Linked DNA regions of Homo sapiens: regions 2 and 3 are each linked to region 1. A link is a contact called in ENCODE Hi-C or POLR2A ChIA-PET data. All regions are on one chromosome and are shown on one strand. Each heading gives the region's core, a stretch centred on a gene start or an enhancer-like site at or near the end of the contact. The rest is flanking DNA. Distances are from core to core; before and after follow the strand shown.

Evidence for each region. Hi-C counts contacts between places; a loop is a spot of excess contacts on that map. ChIA-PET counts read pairs that join two places held with the same protein, here RNA polymerase II (POLR2A). Pooled maps may share reads with other maps.
Region 2: a pooled map shows a loop between it and region 1 (5-fold over the local background). The contact joins the enhancer-like site here to the promoter of GUCD1 in region 1. A Hi-C loop is called at or near these places in 2 of 50 pooled maps.
Region 3: a map of B cell shows a loop between it and region 1 (28-fold over the local background). The contact joins the promoter of GNAZ here to the promoter of GUCD1 in region 1. A Hi-C loop is called at or near these places in 1 of 168 maps with a recorded cell type or tissue (B cell) and 4 of 50 pooled maps. POLR2A ChIA-PET finds 5 or more read pairs at or near these places in 1 of 52 experiments (activated B cell).

What each region holds. Positions count from the first base shown.
Region 1 is chr22:24,553,438-24,557,135 of GRCh38, reverse strand. GUCD1 (guanylyl cyclase domain containing 1) reads left to right here and starts at 1,998. Exons shown (of 6, transcript NM_001284254.2): 1 at 1,998-2,187. The coding sequence starts at 2,145. SNRPD3 (small nuclear ribonucleoprotein D3 polypeptide) reads right to left here and starts at 1,137. Exons shown (of 4, transcript NM_004175.5): 1 at 1,065-1,137. RefSeq lists an enhancer at 1,330-1,429 and a silencer at 1,890-2,249.
Region 2 is chr22:25,654,890-25,658,567 of GRCh38, reverse strand. The region is part of intron 3 of GRK3 (G protein-coupled receptor kinase 3); the gene reads right to left. Among named protein-coding and RNA genes, the nearest start is that of MYO18B, 85 kb to the left of the region's middle. Within about 2 kb of position 1,572, at least 3 of the 41 ENCODE cell types and tissues checked have a DNase peak (open chromatin) inside an H3K27ac peak, as active enhancers do.
Region 3 is chr22:23,068,586-23,072,313 of GRCh38, reverse strand. It overlaps GNAZ (G protein subunit alpha z), which reads right to left and starts at 1,795. Exons shown (of 3, transcript NM_002073.4): 1 at 1,744-1,795. All of the region lies in intron 4 of RSPH14 (radial spoke head 14 homolog), which reads left to right. RefSeq lists enhancers at 1-213, 214-1,094 and silencers at 1,701-1,840, 1,981-2,120.

The sequences.
Region 1 (3,698 bases), core at 749-3,248:
TCCCAGTGGCCATATTCCAAGTCCTCAACGGCCACATGTAGCTAGTGGCTACCCTATGGAAGGTGCAGATACAGACCAAAGGACCATGCACATCTAGGAGAGCAGGCTGTACTTTTAATTCAGCCCTTTAACCCTTCACTTATTTTACTATCAAGGATATTGAGAAAATATCAAAGTGACAACGTGCTATATGCAGGAAATGCTTGTCATGGAGGAAAATCAGGGAAAGCACCTGACTTGACCTAATCAAAAGCATCAAGCAGTGAACTTTTTATTGAGATGAGCAACAACTCTAAGTTTCAACTTAAGCGTACCTAAGACAGGAGAACATGAGGTTGAAAGGACAGGCTCCTTTGGTGAGGATCCCTGGCTTTCAGCCTTAGGAGTCTAGATTTTATGCTGAAGGTAGTGGAGAACCACTGCAGAATTATATGTAAAGAATGACGCAATGAAAAGATAGCAGCATTTATTTACAAAATGGATAGAACGTAAGGTTTAGAAGCAGAGAAACTTGTTAAAACTTCTGCAACAGTTAAAACTGCTGCAACAGTGTGGAAAGCATGAGGGGACCATTGCCTGAAAGGGGACTGGGGCAGAGATACAAAGAACTTTTTAAAAAATGACCGGCTGGGCGCGGTGGCTCACGCCTGTAATCCCAGCACTTTGGAAGGCCGAGGCCGGTGGATCCCTTGAGCCCAGGAGTTCGAGACCAGCCAGGGCAACATGGTGAAACCCCGTCTCTACTTAAAAAAAAAAAAACAAAAAAAAACTCATAGGATTTGGGGGAAGGAGATAGTCAATCAGAAATGACTTCGAGATTACTGCCTGGAAGCTTTGAAAAACACTCACCTGGAGAGATACAGAATGTGAGAAGCATGCACGTTGAGGGGAAAGCTAATGAACTTACTTCCAGGAGCTAGTGAGGCGACGCTGATGTTTGGGTGGCCCAAGCTTCCCGCTTTCTTCCCTCCCCGAGCCCCGCAGAGTTCCATGCAGCAAGTCTTTCTCCAGCCCCTGGCCCCTCACAGGCGCCTCGACCTCCCCTCGCCCGTCCCCAGCCTCACCGGCTCTGGCCTACTTTTCTTCTCTTCGGTCCGCTGCGAAAGATGCTACGGCGAAGGCGTGAGTCAAGCGAATGGCGGGCCTAACACCCAGAATTCCACTCTTTCCCAAAATGCTGCGCGCAGGGCCCGCCTCCTTCCTTTCCCCAGTGTTGAGCGCGGTCTCGCCTCCGCTTCCTCCTCACTCCGCCTGCCGGCTGGGAAACTAGGGCACCAGTACGATAGTTCCGGCACCGGAAAAGAGGGCTGATGACTGGGCCCGGGGGCCGCCGCAACGACCCTTGGGGCCGGCAAAGAGCCAGAGAGGGTGCTCACACTTCCAAGCACCCCACACCAAGGACAGGCTGGACGGCAAGGCGGAGACGCGGGGCTTGGGCCCTCAGACCGGGGACAGCAGGAGGTTGGGCCAAGGGCCAGGACTTCCCGTCACAATTTCATTTGTTGATCCCGGCACCGCCAGGTAAGGGGGGCCCTGAGTGAGGCTAGGTATCTGGTACGGATAAAGTTAGGTATAGAGTAGAGCGGCTGCCCGCTCAGGGTTATCCCTAAAGACAGTTGGAGGAGAGTTGCTTGGGGCCTCGGGGATGCACTGGGCGGGATCAGGGCTTACACCTAGGACTGGCAAAAGAGCGGGACCCGGCAGAGGCGGGGCTTGCCGAAGGGACGAGCCTCTATTCAGGAAATGCACGAGCTTTGGGGCGGGGCTCAAAGAAAGGGGCGGGGCTTCCGGGGCCCGCGTCCTGGTGAGCTGCGCGTCTGCGCGAGGATTGGGCGAGAGGGTGGGGCCACTCAACGCTGAGGCGGCGAATGGCCGGAGCAGACTTAAATCAAGAGGCTGGGGACCTCTAAGATCAAAGTTTGGGGCGGGGCCTAAGGAGGGGGCGGGGCCTCCAGATTCGAGACCTGGAAGGGCTGGGGCGGCGCTTGGGGCGGCCCAGCCGCCGCCTCCCGTTCTCTCCTCCGCAGCGGCGGCGGTGGCGGAGAAGGAACTCGACACGCACCGACCGCCCTCCCGCCCCAGCCGAAGCGGAAGCTGTAGCCCGCTCTGGGCCGGGGCCATGGGCGCCCCGCGCCGCCCGGGTCATGAGGACGGAGGCGGAGGCAGCGGGGCCGCCGCTCGAGCCCGGTCAGTGCCTCTCTGTGGGCCCAGTCTTCACCCTAGGAACGAAAGGGACCCCTCCCTAGCGCGGGGCAGGGTCCAGTCGCGCGACCTTGGGCCGACTCCCGCCTCGCCCCCACACCCGCCTGGTTCCAGTCAGTGGGGGTTTCCTGACACTCGCAGGATTGCGACCCTTGTCAGCATGGTGGGAAGGTCCGGGTAGCAGGGGCACCACCTTCCCCAGAAGCGAAAAGTCCTGCTGGAGCCGCCTTGGGAGCTCCCATGCCTTGGGAAACCGTGGAGGACTGAGGCTGGGAAGGGCAGGAAACTGGCCGAGAGCACCGAGCAATGGAAGGGCCAGTGCCCTGGCCTCCGAGACTCGGCGTTTTGTCTTGCTCTTGTTCTTCACTTTCGTTCTCTCTGCCACGCGGTAGCCTGAGCCCCTTTGGGGCGGAGACCCGGACTGGTATTCAATGTCTTGGCCGTTAGTTTGCTTGCCCAAGACGTAGGGGAGGGGGAAGACGTGATTCCTGTCCTGCTGAAGGCGCGGGGTTGATGACAAACGGAGTTCTAGCTAGTAAACTCTGAAGTGAAGTGCCAACTGTGGAAGAGGTCAACAGCATGTGGGACCCTGACCTTCAGGTGTCACTCCCAGGGAGTGTTCCCTTTTGTGTCTGCTGTGTGGAGTTGGTGGGGGATTTACAACCCTCCTCCTCCAGTTGTCTAGCCCTGTGGTCTGAGACAAGATACTTGCCTTTCCTGAGCCTCAGAGGAGGAATGGCTTACATTCACAGGGAGTGTTCTATGAGGCAGGCGCGCGCTGCGTGCAGTTGTTTACATGCAGTGCCTCATTAATCCTCATAACGAACCAGTGAAGTAGGTGCCCACTGTGATTTGCACTTTTGCAGCTGAGCAGACTGAGTCTGAGATGGGTTAAGTATTAAAGGCTAGTGCACTGCTTGCCTTCCTTAGTGACAGCCACTAACTGAGCTCAGGCCAGGGCCTTCCAGGCAGCCCTTTGGCTCCAGGCAGCAACGTCTGGCTGTGGCTTTGTGTTTAGAAGGCTAAAGCTGTTATGGGGACAGATGCCAAGGCCTCGCCTAACCTTATCACCCCCAACATGAGCACCTCTAGGTCCGATCCGCCCTTGCCGAGGCTGGAGATGGCCCTGTGGGGCCTGCCAGGCCTCAGGATCAAGGAGTTCTAGAGCGCAGGGCAAGAGGAGGAGGCGCAGCTGAGTCTCTGAGAGAGAGCTGCTGTCTTGTGCCACATTTTATAGCTGGACATGGAAAGGCATGGACAGTCATAGCCTGGCAGAAGATAGCCCAGCTAGTCAGTGTCACAGCCCAAGCCACAGAGTAAGGAGGGAGCCTCACACAGAGGGCTGTAGTCTGGAAGCCTGGGGGAGGAGGGGTGCAGAGCAGGGAAGTGACAAGTAGGCCTGGGCATCTCAAGGTATGAGGTCTTTTTGGAAAACGCCTTCCATTCCCCAAGCATATCTAAGTGCCTACTCTGGGCTGAGGGTTGGAAGGAGGCAA
Region 2 (3,678 bases), core at 323-2,822, 1.1 Mb before region 1:
AGGGCATCCAACAGAAACTGTAAGAAAATAAAGAGCCACAGAAGGAAAGCTCCAAAATTCTATGTATAAATCCAGTCAAAATCCCTGGTGGGCCCCATAATGACACATGAGCATGACAGACCCTAAGCAGCCTAGCTGAGCCTTAAAGAACTGAACAAGATTCATCTTCCACCACTGCAGAGAGGACAGGGCTCAGAGTTTGAGTAAGCCAAGTTAACTGTATTCTTCAACGAACAGATGAAAAAATCCATACACCTTGGAGGAGCATAACAGAGTTTAGAGTATCCACAATGTATCAATCACATGTTCAAGATACAAGCTAAAATTATTCTACAGATGAAGAAACAGAAAATGTGACCCATATGCAAGAGGACAAACCATCAATGAAAACCAATCCAAGATAGCCCAAATGTTAGAATTATCAGACAAGGATTTTAAAGCAGCTATTATAACTGGACATAACAGAAAGGATGTTAACAGAAAATATTCATGTAACGAATAAAAAGATAGGAAATAGCAGCAGAAAATAACTATGAAAAGAACCAGATAAAAATGTCAGAAGTAAAAAATAGAGTATCTGAAAAAAACATTCAATGGAATGGCAGATTAGAGATGCCAAAAGAAAATGCCAATAAATTTGAAGACAAATCCACAGGAAGTATCCAATCTAAAGAAAAGAAAGAAAAAATATTGGGGGAAAACTCAGACAGGGCATCCAGGATATATAGGACAGATAATATCCAAATATCAAATATATATATAATCAGTCTTAAAAGGAGAGGAAAGAAAGATTGAGGTAGAAAAATAATCCTTTAAGAAGTAATGGCCCCTAATTTTCCCAGATTTGGTAAAAAATATATATATAAATTTACAGATTCAAGAAACTCAGCAAACTCCACAAAGGATAAATACAATATCTAAAATTACTTCACTAAAAAGCAGAGGCTGTCAGAATGAGGGAAAAAAATAATCAAGACACTTTTATATCTGTCTAAAAGAAACACACTTTATATATAAAAACAAATTGATAGTAGAACGATGGGAAAAGATACCTCATGAAAATAGTAAGCATAAGACTGAAGTGTCTACATCTGTATTAATATCCAGTGAAGTCAATTTCAAGACAAAGAATATTACCAGAGATAGACACATTTCATATGGAAAGACACAACAATCAAAAATGTTTCTGTACTCAATAGCAGAGCTTCAAAAATTATGGAGAAAATGGACAAAATAAAAGAAGAAACAGACATTCTACAATCATAGTTGAAAATTTTAACACCCTTTTCTCAGCAATTGATAGAACAACTAGATATAAAATCAAAAGAGATGTAGAAGGTATCATATCAACTACCTTGACCTAACTGATACTTATAAAACATGACACCTAATACTCCTCTGTTTTAATTTTTCCACGGGCATTAGAATAAAATGTAAATGTGTTACTCTGGCCCCAAACACTCTGCCTCTCTCTTCAACCTGATCTTATCTCACACTACCTGCCCCTCTCTTCATGCAGTACAACCAGACCACACTAGTCCTGTTTCAGTTCCCCAAACATGCCCAGTTCTTTCCTACCATGTTAGGGGCTCTGTCTTGGCCACAACTTTAGCCTAAAATGCTCTCCCCCTCACCAAGCTTCCATCTTCAAAAGACCAGCCTCTTTAACATTCAAACCTGGGTTTAGATGTCATCTCCTCAGACAGTCTTTGACCCATCAATCTAAAGTGGTCACCAAGTCACAATACAACATGCTGAGTTTTGAGTAGGTTTTGAGTCATTACATAGCAGTTTTTACTTCCAGGTACATTTCCTGTTTATTATTTGTTTCTTGTCTGTTTCTCTCAACCAGAATACAAGCTCAAAGAGATAAGTTCTTTGTATCTGTTCATCTGAACAGTGTCTGGCATAATGTTGGTGTTTAATAAATATTGGTTATGCCAGGAGTAGTAGTAGCTCATGCCTATAATCCCAGCACTTTGGGAGGCTATGGGGGGAGGATCACTTAAGGCCAGAAATTCAAGACCAGCCTGGGCAACACAGTGAGACCTCATCTCTACAAAAATTTTTAAAATTAAAAAAAAAGTATCTGGGTGTGGTGGTACACCCTGTTATCTAAGCTACTCAGGAGGCTGAGGCAGGAGGATCACTTGAGCCCAGGAGTTCAAGACTAGAGGGAGCCATGATTGCACCACTGCACCCCAGCCTGGGTGACAGAGTGAGACCCTGTCTCAAAATTTAAAAAATAATAAATAAATATTGGTTGAATCAGTGAAAAAATCTATATAGTAACTTTACCTTGGAATAATATTTATTTTCTCTTTCCCATTATTTATTTTTAAATCTAGGCATAATGTACATATTTCTATAAGCTGCCTCAAAATCTAACTGGAATAAGAAGTATATAAATCAACACACAGAGCAGTAGCTGTGGGGCATCACTGTTCTATGTGTGTTGTGTATACACACAACCACCCTACAAGACAGGTACTATAATCATTCCAGTTCTTAGCTAAGGAAACCCAGGTAGAGAAAAGCTTTCCCAAGTTTACACAACTAGTAAGCAGTAGAGTTGAAATCCAGGCAGTCAGAGTTCAGCACTAGAACTTTCAACCACTATGCTGCACGTAACGGAACAGCATATTATAGACACTATGGTTTAGAAAGCAATTGTTCATCTGGTGTCCTATTTGAAACTCACAGTTAGCCTGTGAAGTAAGCAGAAGACGATCACTAGCCTCACTTTATAGATGAGGTAACTGAAGTTCAGATATGAAGCCCTCATACTATGACAGCCTCAAGTACAGGGACAGTGTCTGCATTTGTAAGCTCAGGGTCTGACATAAGGTAGATACTTCAGGGTTTGCTGAATGACTTGCCCCATATCCCACAGCAAGTAAGAGGCACCGTTGCACCTAGATCCTAGCTAGGTCTTCTGCTGATGAGTCAAATAATGGTCCAGATGAAAATGCTGACCACACACACACAAGCAGCAGGCACATGGTAGGCATGACATGAGCATTAGACAACAAACAGTGTAAGAATCAGAGGAGTCAGCCATCACAGAAGACGGAAATAGCTGCACAAACAGACTTGCTAGAAAATGTAGAAATTTTCCATATTGAGCTAGACCTTAGAGAAAGCTAGGCTTTCAACAAGCGAAGCAGCAGCATTCTAGGCTGGGGAAAGGACACAGTAAAGTAACAAAAAGAATGGGCTTGGATTTGGGGAATGCTGGTTAGTCAGGTTTGGCCAACGTAGACATTCTATGTAAGAAGGTAGTGAAAACTAACAGGGAGAGGTAGGTAATAAGTAATGTAAAGATACTTTGAATGCCAGGATACGCAGTTAGAACTTTAACATGGGAAATGGGTAACTGTTTGGGGACACAGGAAAGTGGAAATACAATGTACAAAATGTACATTTCAAGATACCTGACAAGAGTTTTCTAGAGATTGGGGTCACAAATCAACAAGCAGAAATTAAAGAAAAATTACTAAACTGACAAAAATGAGGGGTCAGAGAAGAATTACTAATAACTTCAAAGTGTAAAGGCTGCATTGACTTAGAGAAATGCACTTGAGCCCCAAGAGTGGAGGATATCTTCAGCCAAAGAATACAGAGCAGGTTGCTGAGGAGTTTTGCAGCATCCTCCAAGGGGATCATCTGATGAGCCAG
Region 3 (3,728 bases), core at 546-3,045, 1.5 Mb after region 1:
CACACCCCCACTGCACCCCGTAGATGGATGCTCCCAGGCTGCCACGATTACTGCTCTCAAACATCCACATCCCAGAGGCACAGAGTCACTAGCTAAGCATCATCCCCGAAACAGGCAACTCAATCCTAACAAGGGGGTTGCCTGGGTGGTTACCCAGTGCCCTGGCTGTGCCCGAGGGAGAAGTGCCTGGAAGCACAGTCTCAGACTGCAAGGAGCCTTCCCCAGTCTTTAAAGCTAGCTCTTCTCCAGGCCCACCCCAGCTCATGGGGTCATGGAACTGCTTCGCTTTTACAGATGAGGAAGCCGTGGTCTCCACCATAGCCACAGTTAACCAGCAGTGGGGTCATTCCACTTCCCAGCTCCCTCAGCCCCGTGCAGCCCCCACCGGCCTTTCCCGCCATACCTCCTCCTACTCCCCAGGCATGCTAAGTGCTCCCATCAGACCTAACTGCCCAAGTGCCTCGGTCTATTCTCTCCTCTCTGCCCACAATGCCCAGCTTAGCTGTGCCCATGTCCTTCAAGCTCCAGTTCAAATGTCATGTTGCCCACGAGCTCACCTGACCCCCCAGCCCAGGACACCACTCTGAGGTCCCTCCCGAGGCCCCTGCACCTGCACTCAAGCGGGGTTGGTCGAGTAGAGACGTTTTCCCCTATGCGGTGGTCAATCAGTCCTGGGAGGGCAGGCCCAGTCCACTCCCACCCGGTGCACCCCAGCGTCAAGCTCTGGGGGAGTGACCACTCAATAAATATTTGCTTAATTGAATTTGGCCAAGGAGCCTTCTCCAGAGAGCTCAATCCCCAGGGCAGGGAAATCACTTGGGCAGAAAGGAGCCGGTCAGGGGCTCAGCTGTCTCCCCAAGCAAGACAGACCTCTCTACCAGGCGGGTCCCTCCACCCCAACACGGACTACGCGGAACGCTGGTCTCGCTTGGCATCATCCTCTTGTCTCAGTTAACAGGAGCCCCCATTCTCGGCCTAGGCCGAATCCTGCCATCATCACCCAGGAAGGCTCAGCACCGCCCTAAAGGCAGAGCCCCCTCGGATCGCCCGCAGGATACGGAGCGCCAGCCCTGAGGCCCTCACTCCCCTCCCCCAAACACCCCCACCGCCTTTTAAGGGAAAAAATATTGAGCCGGGAACGTATTACAATCGCAGCAGGTCGATACTCATCTCTTCCTCTAAATGCCTGTGAGGAACCTGCTCGCTGCAAGAGCAGTGACCGAGAACTGCTAGCTGTCCGTCTGCGGGCCCAGGTCCTCGGGCCCAGGCCTCTGGGGCCCTCTCCTCGGTTTCAGGCAAGGCCCTGCATCGGCTCCGGCCGCCCCTCCCTGATCCTCCCCCTAGGGAGACCCGCCTCAGCGCCGCTCCCGCAGCTCGCCTGGCCCGCCCGGGCTCCGCATCAGCCGCTGCTTGGGGGCGCCCGGCGGCCCCGCGCGGCATCCCCGGCGCCCTCTGTCCACCCTCCCGGGTCCTCAACCGCCCCCTCCCGCGGGGTCATCGGCTTGGCGGCGCATCCCTCCCCCAGCACCTGCCCGACCAGAGGCCGCCCCCTGCCCACCTCGCAGGCGTCCCCGCCCTTGGTGTCCCCCACCCCTGAGGGGCATCCCTGACGCTGCGTCCTGGCGGATCCGGGGCACAAAGGCCTGGGAAGAGTCCCAAGTGGGGGCAAGGTGGATGCCCCGGCCGTGCCCCCGACCCCTGAGGCTCAGCGGCGCGCGGCCGGCCGCGGGTCGGCTCACTCACCTCCGGGCCGCAGCACAGAGCATCTGCCGAGCTGCTCCGGGCAGGGCGGGGCGGGGCGGGGCGGCGAGCACGGGGCCGCGGCGCCCTCGTTCCGTACGACGCGGGCAGCGGCGCCCACGCGGGGACGTGACCGGACCGCGGGCGGCGCACACGCTCCGGCCGGCCTGGTTCCCTCCGCCCGCCCTCCCGCGCCGCCCGCCGCCCGCCGCCCGCCGCCAGTCCGCGGGTCCGCCCGCCCCGCGCCGCGCCGCCGCCGGCAGGGGGCGGAGCCGCGAGCGCAGCCCGTTGCCAGGCCAACCGCGGGCGGGGGGGTGCCGCGCGCCCGCCGGGCACCACGCGCCGGGCACCTCCGCCCCGCCACGAGCGCCGGCCCTCTGTCCATTGGGCACAGGCAGCTGACGGACGGGCCAGTAGCCCAATGGGGACGGACAGGGGCGGGGTCGCAGCTCCGCGCGCGCCGCAGTCCCGCAAGAGCTCCCCGCGCCGGCGTTCCACCGACTCCGCTGCGCTGAGGCCTGGTAGCCGAGCCCCAGGGGCCACCTCTGGCAGCCCGGGAAACCAAGCCTGAGCCCAGCCATGGTCCTGGCCCTCTTTACTGCAGCCAGTCCCGGCTCGCCTTCTCTCCACTCGGGTTCAAACCCAGTTCGGCCTCTTGTGAGCTCTACGTCCTTGGGCAACCGACTGACCTCTCTCAGCCTTTCTGTTTGCAAAGTGGGGCTAGTGGCACCTGCTTTCCTGGATTGTCTCACCAATCCTTCAGAACGTGTGAAAGGCCTATGCAAACCCTAACGATTTACACCGGTGAGGTTTGTGCAGCGATGGGAGGGAGCATTAGTCATCTCTGCCGCCGCCCCCCGCCGCCACCGCCCAGTGTCTAGGGGCTCTTTGGCGTCCCTGGCAATCCTGGCACACGGAAGGGTGGCCTTGGGAGGGAAGGAAGGGAGAAGGACCGAGGAGCTGGCCCCCAGCCCAGACAAGCGTGAGAGAGCCAGTTCAGTTAAGGCCACTGATTGGCGCTTTTGGGAAGCTGGTGGAAAGCATCAGACCCTCAGCAAAACGCAGCTGAACCCAGGCTGCAAAATTCTGTTTTCAATTTCAAAGCCTATCTGTGGACCTCAGGGCCAGGAGTCCCTCAGTTCCATGCTTAAAAGACTCTCAAGCCAGAGGGCCAAGACATGAATGCTCCTGTCTCTCTTCTCCATCTTTGTAAATCTGAAGCTTTGTGTATCCTAGAGCATCCCTGACAAAGTGCAAATGCCTTCCCAGCTAACGCGTTCCTTATCACCTCACACCTTTGTAAGGTGTGGATCATGCCATTCTTTGAGCAGCAGCCCTGGACCTGACCATGGCAGAGGTCCATGGAGCGGTCTCTCCATCATAGCTCTGTGGTGGAGGGGCAGGGGCATGTGCCTGGCTTTGCCAGCTGGACACTGTGGCATCTCAGCATCATCCCATAACCTCCCTAGGAATGTTTCCTCTTCTGTGAGATGGAGACCATTGCGTTACGTACCTGCAGGGTCATGGGCCACCTGTGAGGGTGCTGCCTCAACTGTCAGGAACAGGACGTATATTTGTTATGGGCATCATGGAGGCGAACTTAGTGCTCACTGGAGGTGTCCAGTGAGGACCAAGGGAATTCAGCCAATGGCTGAGGGGCTAGCTACCCTTTGTGCTTGCCTTCCACACCACCAGGCTGTGTCAGGCTGGACCTCTTGCCAGGAGGACCACACAGAGACCGGCAGCTGTGCTACCTGGCTGAGCCTCTGTTTCCTCTTCTGTCAAAAGGGAATGTAACAGACTGTGGTCAGAGGGTGGCTCTGAGGGTTAATGTTTATAGGAAATGCATATTAGCATGTCTTGGGATAGCCAGAGGCTGTTTCCACTGCAGAGTCTGGGGGTCAGAGTTGAATTGTTTGCAGAGGTAAGCCCACATGCAACAGTGAGATGGCCCTTTCCAGTGGTCCAGAGCAGAGGCTAGCCTGCGG